Regions from separate parts of the Homo sapiens genome. Here region 2 is linked to region 1. The links are chromatin loops, found by intact Hi-C in ENCODE. Cell type or tissue: ascending aorta. All regions are shown on one strand. Each heading gives the region's core, and the rest is flanking DNA. Links, peaks and the distances in the headings are about the cores only.

Evidence for each region. Peaks named below come from ENCODE experiments on the same cell type or tissue, not always from the same donor. Only the 100,000 strongest peaks of a DNase experiment are listed, where the experiment ranks them.
Region 2: it touches region 1 in a loop (2.0-fold over the local background); 4 of 110 quality-filtered maps call a loop at or near these places.

The regions. Positions count from the first base shown.
Region 1 is chr2:236,726,002-236,737,612 of GRCh38, forward strand. LOC105373948 (a long non-coding RNA gene) reads right to left here. Exons shown (of 6, transcript XR_924022.2): 4 at 9,529-9,631; 5 at 6,266-6,551; 6 at 5,522-5,817. Among named protein-coding and RNA genes, the nearest start is that of ACKR3, 160 kb to the left of the region's middle. In ascending aorta, for the core only: no CTCF peak of the experiment used is centred there; DNase peaks (open chromatin) are centred at 6,200 and 6,480; H3K27ac peaks cover 1,536 bases.
Region 2 is chr2:236,824,485-236,836,095 of GRCh38, forward strand. No RefSeq gene overlaps it. Among named protein-coding and RNA genes, the nearest start is that of COPS8-DT, 260 kb to the right of the region's middle. In ascending aorta, for the core only: no CTCF peak of the experiment used is centred there; a DNase peak (open chromatin) is centred at 6,709; H3K27ac peaks cover 2,331 bases.

The sequences.
Region 1 (11,611 bases), core at 2,142-10,141:
CAGGGGTTCAGCAATGAAGAAGGCAGATGAGGCCCTGGACTCATGGAGTTTATGTTTTGGGGTTGGTCAGGCAATTATTAAATAGAAGTATAGTTGCAATACAAATATAGAACAGGATGACCTAACAGAGGAGTTGGAGGGGTTGGAGTAGGAGTCAGGGAGAGCATTTCTTAGGATGTGACATTTAAACCTGACTAGTGTCCCCAGAGGTGGCTGACCATGGGCATCTAAGGAGCGGGCCACTGCCTGCAGAGATTGGATTCAGGGCTAAGTGTGAGCCAGCCTGGTGTGCTCAGGCTCTCCTGGTGCTCTCATAGATGATGCATTCACCTGGCGCCTGTCCCCATTCTGCCTGTCCACCTGATAGATCTCCATCCTCTGTTAGGCAAAGACGATGTGGCCAGTGTGAAGGACAAAGGCCTGTGGGTCACACAGAGGTGGGTTCACTTACTGCCTCCATCACTCCTTTTTTGGGTGACCTTGGACGAGTGGCTTACTTGTCTCTCTTAGACTCAGTTTTCTTATTTGTAAAATGGGAAGAATATCATCTTGCATAAACGTGAAGAATATAATGATACAGATAACTTAGCACAATGCCTAGTATACGAATCACACTGAATAAATATACGCGTGTACATACCGTGATGCCCTCATATGCTCATTACATGTGCATTTATATGTGTTGAATATACACGTGCACCTAATGCCTCACACACGTCTATGCACACGCATGCCGACACACTTCTTGAACCACAGATTCAATTAGAATTTATGACGGAAACAAGACACAGGAAACAAACAATCATTAAAATCTGATCATTTCTTGCTTCCGCTTAAGGCTGTTTTCCTGAGCCATCTGGGAACAATTTATTGAAGCTATAATTGTGCATTAAATATTGCGATTTGTTCCAGACTTTGTCTATGAAATGAACGATATAGAGATTTATTGTCTAGTCAGCAAATCGGACGGCCCTGCAGCTCTTCCTCCTGACATAATTTTCCTTGTCCCCACACTCGCTCCCCTCTTTCAGGATCCCATCACAAAAGTACATGCTGTGTCTCAATGATGGCATCAAATACACATGCAGGAGAAAGAGGATGGCAGGAGCGAAGGCCCTCTATGCTTAGCGACAGTGAAGGTGACGGGGGACGACGTCTGCTGAGAAAGACATTTCTCTTTATCAGGTTGAGGGTTCTTGGGCCCCTGAGTACCATGTAGCTCCCTCCTGGGGACAGAGGAGGGTGGACAGTGCATGGACCTGCCATAGGAGAGTGTCACCTCGCACAGCCTGGTGCCCGAGAGCTGGGGACTGTGCCCGCAGCTCTGTGTGGCTGCACTGTGGGGAAACGTGATGGTGAGATGGAGCAGAAACGGAGCTGATCCCTTGGTGGTGAGGTTTCTGTCCAGGACCAGTTGCTGTCAGTCATGTGTCTGAGGTTCCCTCCAAACAACTGTTTTTTGTTGTTTTGTTTGTTTGTTTGTGTTTTTGACAGAGTCTCGCTCTGTTACCCAGGCTGAAGTGCAGTGGCACTATCTTGGCTCACTGCAACCTCCGCCTCTTGGGTTCAAATGATTCCCCTGCCTCAGCCTCCCGAGTGGCTGGAATTACAGGCACCCACCGCCACGCCTGGCAAATTTTTGTATTTTTATTGGAGATGGGGTTTCACCATGTTGGCCAGTATGGTCTCAAACTCCTGACCTGAAGTAATCTGCCCGCCTTGGCCTCCCAAAATGTTGAGATTACAGGCGTGAGCCACTGCCCCCGGCCCACACACAACTGTTTTTTTTCAACCCTGAATTAGAATTTAAGCAAGGAACAAAGGGAAAATTGTCAATGCTGAAAAACTGGAAAAGCAAATGGGTTGAGGCTGCACACGGTGGCTCAGGCCTGTAATCCCAACACTTGGGAGGCTGAGGCAGGAGGATGGATTGAGCCCAGAATTTTGAGACCAACCTGGGCAACATAGCGAGAATCTGTCTTTACAAAAAATTAAAAAATTAGCCAGGCATGGTGGCAGGCACCCGTACTTCCAGCTACTCTAGCGGCTGAGGTGGGAGGATCGCTTGAGCCCAGGTGATGGAGGCTGCCATGAGCGGTGATCACACCATTGCTCGCCAGCCTGTGTGACAGAGCGAGACTCTGTCTCTACTAAAAATTTTAAAAGTTAGCTGGGCGTGGTGGTGCATGCCTGCAGTCCCAGCTAGTTGGGAGGATCAACGTCTCTTCACTACAGCCTGGGTGACAGAGTGAGAACCCATCTCAAAAAGTAAAAATAAAAAAAGGGTAGAGTCGCCAAAGCTTGGGGAAAAGAGAGCACAGAGAAGGAAAGTAATATTTGCTGAGCATCTACTATGTGCAAGGAGCTTTAGATGATATTTTCATGCAGTGCAACTGATACTCACTTTACACGTGTGCACGCCAGTGTCCTGAGGATCCAAGGAACTTGCTCTAGTTTCCACAACTAGCAAGTCCCAGAGAGAGATTCTAACCTCAGCTACCTGGATCCAAGCTGGGCCGTGTTCTCTCTTCCAAGGGTTTGGCTCGATGCTGGGCGGTGTCCAGGGTGGGACGGGTCTCTGGGGCATCCCCTACCTCACTGCTGTCACCCCACCTGCCTTTTCATGTCTTGGCTGCCCGGTGCCATTGTCCCCTATGTGAGGGTCTCCCTCTCCCTGACACCGGATCCTGCATGAGAGGCAGTTCGTTCCCCTCCCTGAGAAGCTTGGCTCAATGCCCATGTACATTTGGGGCGAGTTAGAGATCACACAGTGTCCGGTGAAAGGTGGAATAAATAAATGAGTGACTGACCATGGCCCTCCCGATCTTTCGTAGATTTCTGTTTTGCGTCACTGGCCTAGGCAAGCACTTAATAGTTAAACGGTTTCTCCACTCCCAGCCGGTTTTTGTTTTCTTTCTTCTTTGTTTTCTTTCCTTTCCTCTCCCACCCACCCCATTTGTTGTGGTGCCTACTTTGAACTTGTCATCAGCAATGGTGAATTCAGGAATAAAAGGCGACAGAAGCACAGGAATTGGCACTTCTCTGTGTCCCTGGGCAGCGCATGGCCTGGTTGTTCTGCTGTGACCTTTGGCCTATGACACCAGGATGAGGATAAACAGGTATACACAGTCCCTGCGGCCTTTGTGAACAGAGGGCGTTTGCAAAAGACAGTTGTGTGCTGTTTCTTTCTGAGTAACTTCCGTGGAGTCCCACTGCCCTGGAGAAAGAGGACAGGATGTGAGGGTCTGTGCAGCAAGTGGGCAGAAGGCAGCACCTGCTCCTCATTGTCAAAATCTGAGAAGGACTTGGAACTGGAAGAAAAACAAACCCCTGGGGACGGATTGGAACCAGGGCTAGGAAGGAGCTGCAGCTGGTGGGCGGGAGAGGTGGCAGGATGGGTAGCCAGGGCCTGGATTGTTGCTCCCTCAGCACGTGCTGGCCTCAGTGCAGGGAGGACTTGTTGCAGGCTCAGAGACAGATTTCCACCTGCAGGATCTTGGCAGACCCACTCAAGGCCTGCTCTGCTCCTTTCCCACCTGCCTGGACGAGGCGTCTCAAAGCTGCTGGAATCTCCGAGATGGGCAGAAGCCCATGGGCTGGGGCAATGCGTTTCTACTGCGCTTTGTCTCAAATGCTGAGTGGATGATGCTGCTTGGTGTCTGGGGAGCATGTGTAAACCTCAAACTTTTCTAAACCCTGGCTTTGTCGTGGCAGCCTTGTGGAACCGTGCAATCATAGCGTACCATTTCTGTAATGAGAACCATTTCCCGAATATTAAGCTGGGCGCAGATCGCGTATCTTAACAGGGAAGAGAAGAATCTCTCAATTTTGTTAAATAAATATATTTAACAAGAGTTTAGGTATATAAACACATAGAGGCACACATGTCTATGAGTGTTTGTATGTATGTATATATACCTGTGTGGGGAAAACACTCTAGAAAGCAACATATCACAAAGTTAAACAACTTTACCCTTGGTGGCAGTTGTTTTCCCTTTATTTTCCATTTTCAAAATTGTCTAAAATAAAAGAAGCAAATATGGTCAAAACGAACTATCAGAAAGAGGATATTAAATTGAAAAACATTATAAATATGCTTTAGATTGTTTTTTGAGGGTGGTGTGTTAGATTCCTTGAGTTCCAATCCTGTTTTCCCCACAGAGTCCACCAATGCATGATCTTGGATTTCCCAGTGCCTCAGCTTCCCTAACTGAAACAGAGAAGGAATAACAGCCTCCAGTAATGTTCTAAAAGTTTAAAAGTTAGTTTTTATACTTATGAAATGTATCACTGAGCATTAAACATCGTTTATCCGCATATTAATAATTCATTAGGTTTTAACTATTACATTCCAAACCACCAATGCAGCACATTGAAATAATTAGGCTGATCATTAATGGAGAAGGATGGGGATAAATGGTGAGTGCATCTACAGCTTTTTTTTTTTTTCTTACGAAAACAGCAGAGGGTAACAATGTTGTGACAAGGAGGCCGTTGCTTCGATGAGATTACAATCTTTGACCTCAGAAACTGCTGGTGGACTGTGAGTCTGGAAGACGGACCTGGCTTCTCTCTGCGGCAGGGAAGGCTGGGGTCACAGCAGGCCGGCTGGAGTTCTCTGGGTCACCTGGGGCTGCCAGCTCAGCTCGGTGGCCTGGCTCACATCCCCGGGCACTGTCCCGTGAAGTCACAGGAGCTGTATGCCCAGCCACTCTCCCACCTTGACAATTCTTCCTTCCCATTATTGGTCCTGCTAAATCTGCGCTGAGGCTTCCTAAGAGAGAACAAGTCCCCCGGGTCATCCTCAGGCCCTTTCAGTCCCTGTGCTGGCTGCACACAACCTCCCAAGCCAGAGTTAATGCACCCAGGGCTGACAGATTCAGCAAATTACAAAGATAGGAGCCCAGTTAAATGTGAATTTCAGATACATAACCAATAGTGTTTTAGTATAAGGGACACACTTAAACTAAAAATAGCCACTGGGCTGTTTCTCTGAAATTCAATTTTAATTGGGTGTCCTGTATTCGATCTGGCAGCCCCTGTGCACCACAAATCCAAACACCCACTAAGAGGTGTATTTCAATAGCATTTCAGGCAAGTGGTTAGTAATGGAAGGCAAGGCCAGGCACCGTGGCTCACGCCTGTAATCCCAGCACTTTGGGAGGCTGAGGCGGGCGGATCACTTGAGGTCAGGAGTTTGAGACCAGCCTGGCCAACATGGTGAAACCCTGTCTCTAGTAAAAATACAAAAATCAGCCAGGCATGGTTGCGGGTGCCTGTAATCCCAGCTACTCAAGAGGCAGGAGAATCTCTTGAACTTGGGAGGCAGAATTTGCAGTGAGCTGAGATTTTGCCACTGCACTCCATCCTGGGTGACAGAGCAAGCCTCTGTCTCAAAAAAAAAAAAAAAAAAAAGAGAGAACTTAGAAGGGGGAATATGTCCACCTCCGAGGGAAGTTCAGATTTAATTTAAACCAGGTGTTGGCAAAGTATAACTCATAGTCCAAATCCAGCCCATGGCTTGTTTTTGTAAATGAAGTTTTATTGGAATGCCACCGTGCCCATTCATTTACAAAGTCTCTATGGCTGCTTCCATGCCACAATGGCAGTGCTGGGTAGTTGCATCTGAGACCACATGTGGCCCATGAACCTGAAAGATTTAATACCTGGCCCTTTACGGAAAAAGTGTGCAGACTTCTGATTTTTAAGGCATGGCTGACAGCTGCCCGGAGCCGGCTCTGGTCAGAGTAAGAATATTCAGGCCCTGGGATGCCCCTGATGTCCTGCGTCTCACAGCATTTTTGTTTGCATTTGACCCTAAGAGAGAAAAAGAACCTAATCTAAGCATCTAGGACTCCCAGGCTGGGAGCCGCAGATGGGTCATTGACCCTAGAAAGTGGGGTGGCTACATCAGGCAGACTGCTTTGCCTATTCAGGACAGTCATGCGGGAGTGACCTCGTGAAGATCTTCAGAGTCCAGGCCCCAGGCATTTACCATCTCACCAGAATGGCCATGTCATCCAAGAATGTTGCTAGCCTGCTCACCCCTGAGATGAATATTGTGGGGTAAGAAACCATCGTGCAAGGCAAGGTCCTGTCACCTAGCATTTGAATCCAGCTTAACCTCGTCAGAAACAGCAGCGGGTTGCACAGGGCAGACTATCACGAGGTGCTCCTTGTCCAGGCAAGGCTCCCTAGGGCACTTTACCAGAGCCAGATCACTTACTGGGATAAAGGGCATGAGTCACAGGACCGGGCACGTCACCTGCTGGGAGATGCATCCTCATTTGCTGTGCTACCCTCAGCAAAGGCCGATCTGTGTCTCCTCAACCTGAGGGTCAGGGGGATTATCTTTGCTTCTTCTCTGACCAAAAGGCCATATAAACATTATCTGAGGGGAAGCAAACCAGAGCTGCCTTTCACAGCATGGTCCTCCCAGGAGAGCCTTCAGGTTACGTAAGCAGCTCAGCTGACTGCAGCAGCTCAGCACCAGATTCTCTGGCCCAGGCTCATGGTCCATCTGCCAGGAAATAGAAGCTCTGTTGCATTGCCTGGAAGAGATGCCACAAGAGGGAAAGGGGCAGAGAGTTAAAAAAGTTTAAAGAGAACAAGTAAATGACATTACAAGAAATAATGCATGAGAGTAAGTTTCCAGCCTTAAATGCACTGAAGTCTACCCAAGGATGTCTTATGTGGCAGCCAGTGACTCAAAGTGGCTAGTGACTTCCTGGTGGTTACCTGGCCTCCCTTCCTGGGAGTCCACCTGTCTAAGCCAGAGTTCATGGCAGGGAACACTTTAGCCCCACGTTGCTTTGGGCAGGTTCTATGTGGGCCCAGAGATTCAAACGACACCTTTTCTCTTTAGTTGCCATCTTCAGGTGCACGATGGGACCATCGCAACCTGCAGAGGAAGGGATTCCCTCACTCTCTTACTCCCTAACCCATTCATTCACTTTTTAGTATTTTTCTCATTCACGTATTTAATATCCTACTGTGCTGCATATGGTTAGATTTAGTTCATTTCTCTAGGACTCAATGGTTTTTTAAAAATGTAAGCAACAAACCAACATCTTACCCAGAATCCCAATATGTCCAACAAATAAGAGGTAGGTGGTAACTTTCAGGCAGATACAACTTATTATTTATGTATTTCTGTGTGCATGTATTTGCATGTATTTGGAAATCTTCTCCCTGGGCTCCTTACTCCCTCCTCCCCTGCCACTTTTCAGATTGGGGGAAAGTGTCCTCATTATTTCAGCTGAATTTGCAGCCCTGAGCCCCAGGGATGGAAGGCGTGAGTCCAGCATTGTGAGACAGCAGTGCCGAGAGCCTTCTCTGAGTAAGGCAGGAAGCCTTCCCAATTCCAGTCTCCAAGTTTTATTCTTTCCTGAATCAAGGACAATGCCAGGCTTTTGGGCGTGGAGGCCCTCTCTACATGAATTCCCATATGAGGCTCTTCTATTTCAACAGCCTCCAAATTGGAATGTATTTTGAAGCCCCCCATACAGCCCCCTGTTGTCATTGACCCTAAATCTGCAGGCACAGGAAATTGGTCCACACCCTGCTCTGTACGGCTGCCCTGTAAGTATTTGAAGATGGTTCTCTCGTTCTCCTGAAGTCTTGGGTTTTCCCCTTCTGCTTCTCACCATCTTTTCTTTCCATGGCTTCTCATGTATGGTGGATTTTGAACTTTTCCTGGACATGCTCTTTGAACCTCCTTCAGTCTACTAGTGTCCTTAAGGCCTCGTGTTTGTAGCTAAACCTGGCACTTTGGATTTGGATTTTCTGTAATGGAGCTGAGGTGATCCAGACATCATGCTCAGGGCATCGTTAACCAGCAGGAGATGGCTCAGTCCCTAGCAGCTCTGCAGTCTGTGAAGGTGCCTAAGTTTTCTCACGTGCATGCCTCTCTCAGTCACATCTTTTTCACTCTGTACACATTTAAGTGTATGTCTGAACCCAAGTGCACATTTTTTAATGATCACTATTGAATGTCTTTCTCTACATTTATTCTTCGCTCCAGTTATCAAGATGTTTCTAGACTTTCCCTTGGTCATTGTACTGAGTTATGTCCCCCAAAAATACATGTTCCACCTTCAACTGTGTACCTGTGAATGTGACCTTATTTGGAAATAGGGTCTTTGTGGATGTCATCAAGTTAAGATGAGGTTATACCAGAACAGGGTGGGCCCTATTCCAATGACTGGTATCCTTATAAGAAGAGGGAAGTATGGGGCTGGGCGTGGTGGCTCATGCCTATAATCCCAGCACTTTGGGAGGCCGAGGTGAGTGGATCACGAGGTCAGGAGTTCAAGACCAGCCCGGCCAAGATGGTGAAACCCCGTCTCTTCTAAAAATACAAAAATTAGCTGGGCGTGGTGGTGGGCACCTGTAATCCCAGCTACTCGGGAGGCTGAGGCAGAGAATTGCTCGAACCCAGGAGGCGGAGCTTGCAGTGAGCCGAGAACATGCCACTGCACTCCAGCCTGGGCAACAGAGTGAGACTCCGTCTCAAAAAAATAAAAAATAAAAATAAGAGGGAAGTGTGGACACAGAGACAGAGACACTCAGGAGGTGTTGATACCACGTGATGACAGAGGCAGAAATTGGAGTGATGGAGCTGCCAGACAAGGAATGCCAAGGATTCCTGGCAGCCCCCAGACACCAGGAAGAGGCAGGAAAGGATCCTCCCCTAGAGCCTTCAGAGGGAGGTGGCCCTGCAGACACCTTGATTTCAGACTTCTGTCACCTGGAACTGTGGGAGCGTAAATTTCCGTTGCTTTGAGCTACCCCTTTGTGGTACTTTGTTACAACATCCAAGGAAACGAATACAGTCACATAGTACATTGGTCTTTCTTCCCAGTTTTGTGTCATCTATCAATTTCATTAATTTGACAGGTTTCCATGCATTTCCCATGGATGTCTGTGGGTTGGTCAACTCTGGAAGCCATTCTCCTGATAGGCTGGGACCCACGGGAACTGGTCTGTTGTGGCCACCCAGAAAATTAGCATTGAGAGCCATAGCTTTGCCTGCTGCTCTCTACTAAGAAAATGAAGCTTCTCACGTTTCTTGTCAGTTACTCATCCTACCCTCCTGGGAATGACACCTAAAGGCTGTGATTGCACCGTGAGGTGACAATGTTGCTTTCCTATGTTCCCACTCTGAATGGCATTTGCAGAAGTCCCGGGAATGGGGAAGAACACTCTAAACTGCATGATGGAGAAGAAACTTGTTTCTTTACAAAGCATGGTATTTGACACAAAACGCTGTATCTGTACAATGATGCCTTATGAAGTTTACAAAATCAGGGCATCAATATTCTTCAAGCAATAGAATTACATCAAATATGTTATATATTATACAGTCACTACACAGGCAGAACAGAGCAGCTAGGCTGAGATCCAAGCACAAGAAGGACAGACTCTATCTTCTCATTTGGAAAGTGTCATGAAATTTCATTGTCTCCAGTTTGTATTACTAATATGTAATTTAGTGTTAAAATGTGTTCCATGAAAACGCAGTCCTACCAGACATTCTTTAAAACACAGTTTGTAGTCAGATGAGCTTCGGAAACAGCGCATATTATATTCTCCTCCTGGAGATTCGTAATTCACATTGTAGTATTAAAAACTAAAAGAAAAAAAAGCTGCTGTAAATAAACCTACTTAAGTTGTGTTTAATCAGTGATTTATACGCCTGCTTGAGCACCGGGCTCTTGGTTACTCACTACCTATCGCCGGCCTATGGAATTACTGCTCTGAAGGATATTCCTTGGGAAAGGCTGTGGTCCAATTTTCTCAAGGATTAGGACCATTTTCTTTGTTTCCAGATTCCTCCCTTTGCTAGGGCAGCCCGGTTGCAGGTGGCCCTGGTCACTGTGGGGCCACGTGTGAGGGTGCCGGGCAACGCTCCTTTGTAACTTTGTTGAAAGTTCATACAAACAGTCTAACTGAACCAGAGGTCAATGATAATTCCATTAAAAGAATCCTATCAGCAGTAATGCTTTTTAAAAGGGGAAACATGATACACAGTTCAAGTTGATAGTAAAATCCAGAAAGTTTGAATTCCTTTTGCAAAATAATTCAATCAGCATTATCCGTGAACTTTCACCAAGGTGGCTAAACAGGAATGAATACAGCCTGAGAGCCCCGCCTGCCTTGCCCCCACCAGCTGACATCACCATGGATGGAAAGTCTCACCTGTGCTTTGTCAGCAGAGCCCTGCAACTTTCTTCTCTCATCCTCTTCTATCCACTCAGACTCAGCCCAGTACAGAGCTGATGCCTGTTCAGATGAAAGCATTTGCTGGGTTTTAGCATTGTTCCTGCCTTCTCCACTGGTGGGTGTGTATGTGGCAGGGCAGGGGGTGGCTGGGGGGAAGCCCACCTTGCTGGTTAGTCGTGTGGGCTGTGTGTGTGTGCCCACATCTGCAGTGTGCTGTTGAGGGCAATGTCAGGACTGACCAGAGTCAGATACACACAGGAGCTTTCAAAAGCAGGAAGCGCCAAAGCGTGAACTGGGATCCAAGGAAAGAAGCTGAGGAAGGGATGAATGGGCAGTAGGAATCTGGGAAGCTACCGATGGGATATGGCTGGTGGAATCTGCAGGGAAGGCTGTGAGTTATGGATAGTGATCCCCACCTTGGAGTCTGAGCTCACTTCTCATGTTCTGTGGGACTCTCCTATCCTTAGATATCCCTAGGACATCACTCAAAACACATCGATATGTCAGATGGTGACAGGTGTTTGCAAAGACCTGGAGAAATCGGAACCCTCATACACTGCTGGAGGGAATAGAAAATGGTGCAGCCACTTTGAAAAACAGTCTGGAAGTTCCTCAAATGATTAAACACAGAATTACTATGTGACCCATTCATTCCACTCCTGGGTGTTATATCCAAGAGAAATGAAAACAGATCTACACAAAAACTTGTATATAAATGTTATGACAGCATTATTCATAATGGACATAAAGTATAAAAAACCCAAATGTCTACACCTGATGAATAGATACATAAAGCACGTTATATCCATTCAATGGGATACTATTCAGCCATAAAAAGGGATAAAGTACTGATAAATCTACCGTATGAATGAACCTTGCAAGCATTATGCTAAGTGAAAGAAGCCAGTCACTAAAGACTGCATATTCCATGATTCCATTTATATGCAATGTCCAGAATAGGCAAATCTCCAGAGAAAGAGGTTAGTGGTTGCTTAAGAGGGGTAAGGTGTTGATAATTGAAGGGTTCAGGATTTCTTTTTGAGGTGTTGAAAGTGCTCTAAATTAATGGTGGTGATGATGAAACTTATCTGCAAATATGCCAAAAACCCATTGAACTGTACACTTTAAAAGTGTATTGGGTGAATTGTAGGGTATGCATATGAATCTCAATAAAGCTGCTTTTAAGAATAAACAAAACAAACACACACACAACTACAGCATCTCCTCTAAGGGCCAAAGTGTGTTAGGCCCAGTAGCCCAAAGATGAGAAGTCCAAGGGGCTATTGAGACCCCAACACTTAAAGGAATCCAAGTCTGTGCTGTAAGGAAAATATCTAATTGCAAACTTTAGTAATATTTATTTGCTCTAAAAGAGTAAAAAAATATA
Region 2 (11,611 bases), core at 1,915-9,914, 98 kb after region 1:
GACATTTTAAAATATGGACGTATCATGAGCTCTATAAATCTGGTTCCCAGGTTTTTCAAAAGTATTTGTATCCTGAAAAAAGTGTATGAGATGAAACAAAGCCCATTTGTATTTAAGGGCAGATTGGATTGTTTCTTTGAAATACCATCCAGGGAGGATGACAGCAAGTCTGGTGGCATTATTCTTGTCTTAATTATTTTTCTTTCCCCGACGGGAGAAATCTTTCTTTGAAGGTATCTTGCCTCTCTTGGATGCAATATGCAAAAGGCTGCTCTTTGGTTGTGTTTGATGAAGGAGAAAATAATTAGAAAACCAAATCTGCATGCAAGCAATTAAAAATATCAAGGGCTTATTTTCTCAAAGTGGCAATTCTCTCTAACAAAGTAAATATCATGAATCAGATATTTGGATTGAACCTACTTTCCTGCATGGAGGATATTATTTGCTTGAGTAATTAAATTTGTTTTCAAAGAGTCTACAAATGTCAATATTGACAGTCATAAGGAGATGAGGTTAGGCCGGCTGTGCCACTTATCCAGGTGGCCTTTGTTTATGTAGGACTTTTGTAACTTGATAATTAAGCCAGGCGAACCCAAGGCCTGGCTGTCCTCTTGCCAGGCCTCATGCTGTCCGGGCCACCTGGAACTCCCTTCCCAAGCCACACCTGTCTAAATCTTGCCTCTTCTCCCAGACTCAGTTCCAATTGCACCCCAGTGATCAGATGTGGTTTACACAGTGTTGGCTACTCCTTTCTGTAATGCATTCTCTTGATTTGGCTTTCACCTTTGTTGATATTTAAAATAATTTGTGTAAGTGGTTTATTTGCTTATAGTAGGCCCTTCTTTAGACAGAGATTAGAACAATATTCATATACTTTGGAATTTGTTGTTAACTCATTGATTCACCTAAATTTGTTGGGTATAGTTAAAGTGAAGATGTAATCTTATTTACTTATTTAACCAAAGAGCCAGCTCTCCGGGTGCTTTTTGGTAAACATTCCCCTGGTTTCCTGGCTGGGCTGCATTCTCTGTAGCTATCAAGGTCTTATTCATACTGAAGCCCATTTCGAATCTCTTCCATTCCAGCATCAGTCTCTCTCCACTTGAATCAGTTCTATGTGATTTTAACCACGTCGGCTCCTACTAGCTCTGTTCAGGTAGCGTTGAGTGGGAATTCTTTCCAGAGTCTGGGAAATCACTGATTTATAGTCTCAGTTTCCGAGCTTAGGTAATTTTACAGCTTTGTGATTGAGATTCCGGGTGCATTCCCATGGGTTCAGAGGGGAGAGCAGGCTTGTGGCTGCACGCACAGCTCTTGCCTCTACCCAGAACCCCCTTTCTGGGGTCTTCCTAGTGGCTTCCTCTCCTTCTTTGAAGCCCTGGTGGGCGGCAGTGTCTGTCCTCGCACTCTTCATCTGATTTGGCACTTGTAGGGCTTTGGCAGAATCCACGTCTATACCTGATAGTACATCTGGGAGGTCTTCTACAGTCCATGTGGCTAAACCGTCATTTGTGACCTCCCCCCAACCCTCCCTGTGTTTCTTCTGCAGATCTTAGACTCATACCAGCTTCAGGCAGACACCTCCCTGTCAATGTCAACATAATTCCCAAATATATCCCCATGCAGGCCCTTTCTTTGTAGCCCCCTGCCAGTGCCCTAGGCCATCATCTGATTCCTGCAATTGCTTTTGCGCCTTTTCCCGCACATCTCCCTAGTTTCAGGGCACACGTGCGGACATGCACTCTTGTGCAGCTCCCAGCTCCTGGAGGGAAGCCACAGTGTCAGTGGGGGAAGCCACAATGTCAGTGGGGGAAGCTTGCCATTTTCAGTGGAGGAAGCCACAGTGTCAATGGGGGAAGCTTGCCATTTTCAATCTATCTGCGGAACCCACGTAAAAGGAAAACCTGTTTCCTCTCTACTCACACACAGCACTTCACTTCCAACACCAAATGTGTGGGTTTTCTTAACACTCCAATCAGTTCTCCTATTCTTGGAGGACATCAACTGGGTGTCTTACAATTCAATTCGGTTCTGATCCTATATGACCAGAGTCAGGGTCAGACCCCGTAAGCTAAGGGCTCAGTCCTACAACACTGCCCCCTCCTCAGATGCCAGGAACGAGACCAGACTGTCTCCTGTGCCTCTGACCAAGGCTGTAAATTGGAGGTCCCCATGATCTCCCTTTCACGTTCAATGATTTGCTAGAACACTTCACAGGACTTAAGAAAACAGTTCATTTACTAACTTACCAGTTTAATAGAAAAGAATGCAGCTCAGGGAGAGCGGATGGGAGAGATGCACTGGGCAAGATGTGGGGGAGGGATGTGGAGAATCCACGCCCGCTCTGGTGGGCCCCTGTCCCTGTGTTCGCAACAGGCTGGAAGCTCTCTGAACCCTGTCCTTTTGGAGTTTTGTGGAGGCTTCATTAAGCTGGCATGATTGATTAATTCATTGCCCATTGTCGACTGAGTCAGTCTCCAGTTATTCCCTGCCAAGGAGGTCAGGGAGTAGGGCAGAAAGTTCCAACTCTAATCACAGGGTTGCTTCCCCTGGCAACCAGCCCCATCCTTAGGGCCTTTCCAAAAGTCCCCTCTTTAACATGAGGGTGTTTGAAGGGGGCTTGTCATGAATAACAAAAGATGTTTGCTTTTCTGGGTTTGTTTTAGAGACAGAGTCTAGCTTGGTTGCCCAGGCTAGTCTCACACTCGGGCCCCAAGTGATCCTTCAGCCTCAGCCTCCCAGGTAGCTGGGATTACAGGTGCCCGCCATCTCACTTGGCTAAAAAATGTTTGTTTAACCTTTATGGCTCCAGTTGCTTTGGAAATTATAAGGATTTTAGAAGCTCTGGCCAGGAATCAGGAATGCTGACCAAATATATATATTACTTATTATATCACAATACCCCACCAGGTGTTCAAACACACACATTCACCTCCCGTAAACATACACCTAGAACAGAAACAAACTTCACAAAACAATAGTTCCTCTTAATCCGTGTAATGCCCCCAGTATTGCTATTCTATTCATCAGCCATGCCACCTATAGTTCATAAAACACTAACGTGAGTAACCTGAAGGACAAAGTTAGGCGCCTCTAGTATTTCAAATGTGGTTTGTCACAACCTGATACCAAATTATTATTATTTTTAGAATAATTTCTTCCCCATGCAGACTTAAACTCTAACTACCAGGGACTAAACTGGTTCTTCCAAAAATGCAACATACATTCCAATTTCTATCTTTACCATACACTTGTCCCTCCCATCCACTTACCCCACCAAATAGCTCGCCTGATGAGACCCTAGTGCCATTCCAGACCCAGCTCAAAGATCTCTTCCATGAGGAGCCCCATTGCCCTGGCCTCTAACATCTCCAAACACTTTCCCCACTGATAACTTTAAACTTACTTTAAAGATTAAAATAATGCATGATCTAATATTTTTCATTGCCCTGGCCTCTAACATCTCCAAACACTTTCCCCATTGATAACCTTAAACTTACTTTAAAGATTAAAATGATGCATGATCTCATATTTTTCATGTTAAAATAATACACACTCTAATATTTTTTAAGTATGATGCATAGACATAAAACAATGTGATATAATGAATAATATGTCTGGTCTTTGTTCCCAGCTCCCAGTTCCTGGCACAAAGCTTCAATAAACCTTGGTATTTCCTAAGTGATAGGAGTGTCCTTTGTTATTCGAATGAAACCTCTGTTGACCTCGCCTGAATGGATGCTAATGAGGCGGGACCTTAGATAGTTTCATGGGAGGGGCTGGCCATAGCCAGGACAAAAAGACCAAGAACCAAGAACCTAACCAGAGTTTTGGAACTTTCAGCCCCATGCCCTGACCTCTGGGGAAGGGAAGGAGGCAGAAGATGGAGTTTAATCACATAGTCAATAACTTAATCAATTGTGCCTAGATAACAAAACTCCAAATAAGAGCTCTGAATGCCAAAGCCTAAGGAAGCTTCCTGTTTGGTGAACAGGTCCACATGCTGATACAAACTCCAGGCAGTTAGTGTTAGAGCTGAAGGACACTATTCCTGGAGCCTAAAGAACCATAGTGATTGATGGTTCTTGGGAGCATGATGGACCCGATTCCACAGGGAAAAGTCGGGAAGATCTGTGCCAACCACCTGGACCCTCAAGACCTTGCCCTGTGTATCCCTTCCTCTGACTGTCCATCTGCATCCTTTAAAATAAAACTGTAATTGTAAGTATAGTGCTTTCTTGAGTTCTGAATTGTTCTACAGAATTAATAAACCTAAGGTGAGGATCTTGAGAACCCCCAAATTTGTAGCGAAGTCAGACAGAAATGCAAGTAGCCTGGGGACCCCATTTGCAGAGGGCTTCTTAAGGAAGGGCAGTCTTGTTGGGGACTTGCTCTTTAATTTATGGGATCTGATACAAACTCCAGGCAGTTAGTGTCAGAACTGAAGGACTTTGCCCTTAACTCACGGGGTCTGAGCTTGGGACCCAATAGGAACTCCAGGCAGTTAGTGTCAGAGCTGAAGGACTTTGCCCTTACCCTGTAGGGTCTGAGCTTATTCTGGCTAGTTAGTGTCAGAATGGAATTGAATGGTAGGACATCCAGTTGATGACAGAGGATTGGTTTTGGAACTGCAGACGTTCTCATCTCCTGGAATGCTAACAAAAACTCAGACCCCAGATCTTGAGGATCAGATAATCTGTGCCAGGGAATCCTCATTTTAGGGAGTACATAAATGATACTCATACACATTAAAATTTGAAAACCACTGACATACTTGTTAAAGCACACCTGTAAAATACAGGCAAGGAGAGTGAAATGAAAAGTAATCCCAATCCCATCGGGGTACATTTCTTTCTAGAAGCTCCGTGTAAGTGTTTTTGTTATGGTCTGGTTCATCCTATCTGTTTAGTATTATGCTCTGCTTTTTCCCTTTGACATCATATCAGAATTTTTTTTTTTTTTTTGAAACGGAATCTCACTCTGTTGCCCAGGCTGGAGTGCAGTGGTGCGATCTTGGCTCACTGCAACCTCCGCCTCCGAGGTTCAAGCAATTCTCTGGCTCAGCCTCCCGAGTAGCTGGGATTACAGGTGCCTGCCACCACGCCCGGCTAATTTTTTTTTATTTTTAGTAGAGACAGGGTTTCACCATCTTGGCTAGGCTGGTCTCGAACTCCTGACCTTGTGATCTACCTGCCTCGGCCTCCCAAAGTGCTGAGATTACAGGCATGAGCCACCGTGCCCAGCCCAGAAATTTTTTTTGTAATGTTAGACTCTTTTAAAATATAATAATTGCTTTTGCAAAACACTGTGTTTCCTTAACTGTTCTGTCTCTTTGGGAGGTGCTTACAATATTTTCAGTTTGTCATTATTATTAAGTATATATTGTGATGAAAATCTTTCTCTCTGAAGGTTTTACAGTATTTGTTTTTATTAACTTAGGATTCCCCAAAGTTAGAGTACTTGCTCTGTCCCCACAGATGGTTTCAGACCTCCGAATAAACATCGCACTGGCAACCTACAAGACCATGTTTATATACCTTCTCTGGCAACAATGTTTATTTTTTTAAACTTTGTTAACTTGATAGGTCAAAATGGTATGTAATTATTTTAATTGTATTTATTCCATCCTTAATGCTGCAGGAAATTTTCCCAAGTATTTGTTTACTAATTGCATTTCCTTTTGTGAATTCCTGGTTCATAACCCCCAACCCTTGGGGTTGGAAGAACGTTGGTAATTTGCTGTGAAATGAGCCCTCTGCCTGCATCTTTGCTACAGTTGTGTTTTGCATTCCATTTGCTATAAAAATTATGTTTAAAAAATTATGTCGTATTTTTAATGTATTGGCATTTAAAGTTATTATCCGGACAATTTTTTTCTTGGTGACTTATTCTACTGCCTTGAAATTTAGAAGGTCCAGTCTACTCCAGAAATTGGGTATTTGATTTTTGTTTTCTTGTAGTCCTGCTGATTTTTTTTTTTAAAGATAGATGATTAAATATGTCCCTCTTCAATCCACCTAGAGTGTATTTTGGCATACGGTATAAGGTAATCTAAGCAAGTTATTTTTCTAGGTATTATTGTTTTAAAATTATCTGTTGAAAGCTCTTTCCCTTCCTCTGTCATATCCTGGGAGAATTGGTTCTTTTGGGCCTTGCCATGTTACAGGACAACTGTGTGTTTACAGCGTTCCCTGAGGACAGGCCTCTGTTTCATTCCGCTCTGCACCTCTAGAACTCGGCATAGTGCAAAGACCGCCCAGAAAAGTTTGTGAATGACCATTAAAAACCCATAGAGGAAGAAAGAAGCCATGCCTATGGGGTGGCTACCCCAACAGGCCAGTGATTCCTGGAGGCTGGAGAACCATAGTGCTTTCACAGAATTAATCATATTTATTCATTTATTTATTTGTATTTCAGCACATGGGATTTATTTTCCCAGGAAAATCTCCATCCATTGGCATGACTGTTTTTAAGTTGTTATTTTTACATTGCTTATGTGAAATGGATATTTTTAGAAGTTCTCTATTGCCACAAATGGAAGAAAATGGTGAAGTCTTGAAGATTGCTTGTGATCTCATTTTATTGCACTCACATTCTCTGTTGGTGAGAAAAACGTGCTTTCCATCATACTAAGGCCCTCCACTGAACTTGCAGACTCCACTAGAGCCCAGAGAATGCAGGGCTGCTCTTCCAGTTCAGATTCACGTCATCTCACAGGCTTCTCATGGCCCCCAGGAAGTCTAGGTCTCTTGTACCACTTGACTTGACATCGTCATTTGACTTGTGAGATTCTCAAGCCTTTATGGACAGGGTCAGCTTTCCTATATCTCTTCTCTTCTTAGACTAAAAATGCAGAGAGATTCCTGCCTCTCTCCCAAAGCGTGGCCAGCTGTCTCATGGGGGACTTGAAGGTTGGTGTCCCCCAGAGTCGACTGGACTTCACCCTTCTTTCTTCCCTCTCCATGGATTACTGCTGAGGGTCTCTTCTGTTCCCTCGCCTTGCCATGTATAGTGGCTGATGACGCCTGGCTCTCCATCAGGGAAGGGACTGGGAGAGGTGAGTGAGAAGCCTCAGCTTCCCTCTTAGGCTCTGCCTGTTGCACAGTCTGAGATAAATGTGCCAAGTTTTGTTTGTCCTTCCTCTGATGTGTTCCTTGATTCTGTTTCCTTATTTCATTCCCATCACCATGACTTTAGTCAAGCCATTGTTACCTGTCACTGCAACTCAACTCCATAACTCAGTGAGTTTTCAAAGGCCCCTAAGGCAGTGGATCCCAGTTTTGAAGGTGAGGAGCAAAATGCATTTTGAGAAAGTGTGTTGTGTGTAATGTTTGGATAATGAGATAAGTTACACATTGTGCTGGGGACATAGATTCCAGGTACTAAGCTTGAGAGAAACGGCTTGGCTGACAGCTGCAGATACTTGTGCACGCGTGGGGAGGGGAACTGTGCAGCACCCCACTGTCTTCAGTGAGGCTGGGTGAGGCTGCACCTGATTTCTATGTTTACTAAAAAGGGCACGGAGTATAAAAGGCTGAGAAACACCGCTCGAACCAATCTGTCTGTCTTCATTTCTTTATTTAATTCAATAAACATGGGTTGAGGGTCTGGGTTATTCCGGAAGATGCCAGGGTTAAGGATGCAGGTATTAAGAAGACATGGCCCCTCTTAGGAGGGGCCTTCTAGGAGACACCATCTCTGGGGAGAGGCTGTGGTCAGCTGCAGATTCACTGCATGGGATCTGTGCTCCATCCAGGGGCATGTCAAGGAGAGCCCCTAACCCAAGCGGCACATCCAGAGCTTCCTGATGAGGGGCTGCCCAAGTGGGCTGTGAAGGGTGGGAGTGGTAGCAGGTTGGGGCCATCTCAGATTGTTCTGAAGACCCCCAGTGAGGGAGAAGCAGGCCTGGGAGCAGGTGGGGGCATCTGGTACATGTGCAGGAAGGAGGGTGCTGGGGTGGGCTGCTCAGATGACCTGGAGCTTTGTGGGCCATTTTAGAAAGAGAAGCCTACTCCTCATGGTGGGATTGGAAGCTCCCTGTGGGGCTGGAAGAAGGGGAGCCCATCTCTGAAAGCCAGGGAGAGACCACCTCCAGCCAGCTCTGCCAAAGGCTCCTGTGTCCTGAAGTCTCAGGCTACACTTTAATCCTGAAACAGGTACAGCAGGAACTGCTCCTGTTCCTGCACCTGCTCTGCCTGATGGGCCATTTCAGAGCAGGGAAGAGAATGTCCTTTATCACTCCCACCTGACCAAATCCTCACCATCCCGTCAGTGTGACTTGGGGCTGGTCACTTAACCTCTCTGAGCACCAGTGTTTTCATTTGTGAAATGAGGATAGAATAACCAGTCTCAAAGTCACTGGCTCTGGCACGTAGTAGGTACTAAGTAGGTGAGAATTGCAATTATTATTATTATCATTAATTGTTATTAATGACTGTGATTGTCACTGTTTCTATTTATATTTTTGTCTTTTCTGCCAGTCACTGGGTTCTAGAGACAAGGGGAGGGCTGGCCCCAGGACAGAAACCTCAGAAAGAATTCTCCAGTCTTGGAGTTGTGGACTTGAATTTCATTTCTTCTGTTAGGAACACAGGACTAAGTCAGAAGAGTAGGGAGATAGATATATTCTGAGCCAAATGTCACGGAATTTCAGAGCTGAGGATGGCCAAGGGTACACGGTGAACAGAGGCCATGGAAGGATGCATGCCAGAGTCTCTACCCCTCTGCATATAGCCTGTAATTGCTTTAGATTTTCACTAGTAGTTTTATACCATGCATGTGTATCAGTGGGCAAGTCGCTCTCTGCTGTGAACCTCTGTTTCTTTGTCTATAAAATGGAAATTATGGGCCAAATGATTTGCAAGAGCCCCGTCCACTGCTGCTCTAAGACCAGCAGGAATCACTAGATGGGGAATCCCAGTCCTCTCCATCTCTTCATTGGCTAGTATCAGGGATCCATGAGTCAGTAGGTTGACAAATGCCCCCTTAAACACCAAGTCCTAAACCAAGGGCTCCATGTTCCCAGACAGAGATGCCATTAGCAGCTTCTCTCTGCCAGCACCCCAGACAGGTGCATGCATTTTCCTACTGACATAAAACTCATGGTCAGGACCTACCTCACTGCCCCATTCTCATCTAAAAGGAATTTGACCAAGGATGGTGTCACTGGCATTAAGCTTCTCATGTGGGCCAAGAGATAAAAAGTTCACAGACTCAGCTGCAAGTTACATCCTGTTTGGCACTGTGGGAAATCACTGGGTTTAGGAACTTATTTCTCACCCTGAACCTCTTTCAGGAAATGATGTTGTCCTTTTTGATGCCCTGGCTACAAAATGCAATGGGGATTCCATTGCACTGTAGTTCTGCTACCTTCTCAGAGTTAAACCTGATGGGAAGAACACCAATCTTATCTTACTGGAAAAAAACACATTACCTAATAGGAAAGCCCTGGGAACAATTGAGAAATTTCCGAACTCAGTGGAGAATCCAAAATATAAATTGACGCTGGTATGTGGAGATCAACTCATGCCACCTCATTTCCTTTGGAGATGAAGAAAGCGTGGCACAGGGCATGCACTCAAATGCTGTGTGGTGATCATTTTCAGAGTGAACACAGGCCAATGCTTTTCCCTTCCTGTTTCCCTCAACTGTGATTATTCATGAGTTAAATGCAGGGGAGGCCTTCTTCTTGTCTCCACAGACCAGCATTTCTGGCCGAGCTTGATATTTCTGGCTATCGCTATACAGGTAGTAGGTAGCTACTACATGACAGGGAACATGACCTGTTGTAACAAGTTTCATTTTACCATTTATTGAGTATTTTTATAAAACGCTACTCTTTCCCTTTGAATCAAAGAAGGTAACAAAGACCTGAGTAACCTTGCTGGTGATGGGACTTGTGCATCTGAAAAGTCTGAGCTTCATTCATTCATCCCTCAAGCAGCATGCACTTACCAGGCAGGTGCCATGTGTTAGACACTGCCTTCCTCCATGGCCTCTGGCTGGACTTTGATCTCTTCCTGGCATCTGAGCCATAGTCTTCTGCTTATGCTCAGTTCTTAGAACTGCACCAATACAGAGAAAGCATTGAGCAGATGCTTTTTGAATGAATGGAATTTAAATGAATAAATGATACATGACCTTTTGTCTTGGTGACCCACCCTTCCCCAACCCTGAGTCCTGTTAGTTCTAGTGTCCTGCCCCAGCTCCACCAAGTGACCCACCATTGGGACAGGCAGTTGGAGATTCTGAGCAGTAGTTCTTGCTTTGTTCCCTGAGGATGTGCAGGGCCACCCTCTGGTTGGTAGGAGTCCCTGAACAACCCATCCACAGACCTCTCCAAATCTCTCACCAGTAAGCTTGCTCTAGACCTTGGTCTCTGCTCTGAGCATCCTGGGGGACTGAATCCCATTCTTGAGAGCCCCTCCCGAATCTCATGTCCTCACATTTCAAAACATAATTATGCCTTTCCAACAGTCCCCCAAAGTCTTAACTCATTCCAGCATTAACCCAAAAGTCTAAGTTCAAAATCTCATCTGAGACAAGGCAAGCCCCTTCAGCCTATGAGCCTGTAAAATCAAAAGCAAGTTAGTTACTTCCAAGTTACAGTGGGAGTACAGGCACTGGGTAAATGCTTCCATTCCAAATGGAAGAAATTGGCCAAAACAAAAGGACCACAGGCCCCATGTAAGTCTGAAACATGGCTGGACAGTCACTAAATCTTAAAGCTCTAAAATCTCCTCTGACTCCATGTCTCACATCCAGGCATGCTGATGCAAGGGGTGGGCTCCCACAGCCTGGGCAGCCCTATTCTGTGGCTCTGCAGGGTACAGTCCCTGCAGCTGCTTTCATGGGCTGGCGTTGAGTGCCTGCAGCTTTTCCAGGTGCATGGTGCAAGCTGTCAGTGGATCTACCAGTCTGGATTCTGGAGGATTGTGGCCTCCTTCTCACAGCTCCACTAGGCAGTGCCCCAGTGGGGACTCTGTGTGGAGGTTCACACACCACATTTTCCTTCTGGACTGCACTAGCAGATGTTCTCTATGAGGGCTCCACCCCTGCAGCAGGCTTCTTCCTGGCATCAAGGCATTTCCATACATGTTCAGAAACTTAAACAGAGGTCCTCAAAGCTCAACTCTTGTCTTCTGCACACCTGCAAGCCCAACATCACATGGAAGCCACCAAGGCTTGGGGCTTGCACCCTCTGAAGCCATGGCCCAAGCTGCACCTTGTCCTCTTTAGCCATGGTTGGAGCTGGAGTGGCTGGAATGCAGGGCACCAAGTCCCAAGGCTGCATAGAGCAGTGGGGCCCTGGGCCTGGCCCATGAAACCATTTTTCCCTCCTAAGCCTCCAGGCATGTGATGGGAAGTGCTGCTTCAAAGATTTCTGACATGCCCTGGAGACATTTTCCCCATTGTCTTGGCTATTAACATTTGGCTGCTTGTTACTTATGCAAATTTCTGCAACAAGCTTGAATTTATCCCCAGAAAATGGGTTTCTCTTTTCTACTGCGTGGTTAGACTGCTAATTTGTCAAACTTTTATGCTCTGCTTCCCTTTTAAACATAAGTTCAAATTTAAAATAATCTCTTTGTGAGTGCATATAACTGTACAC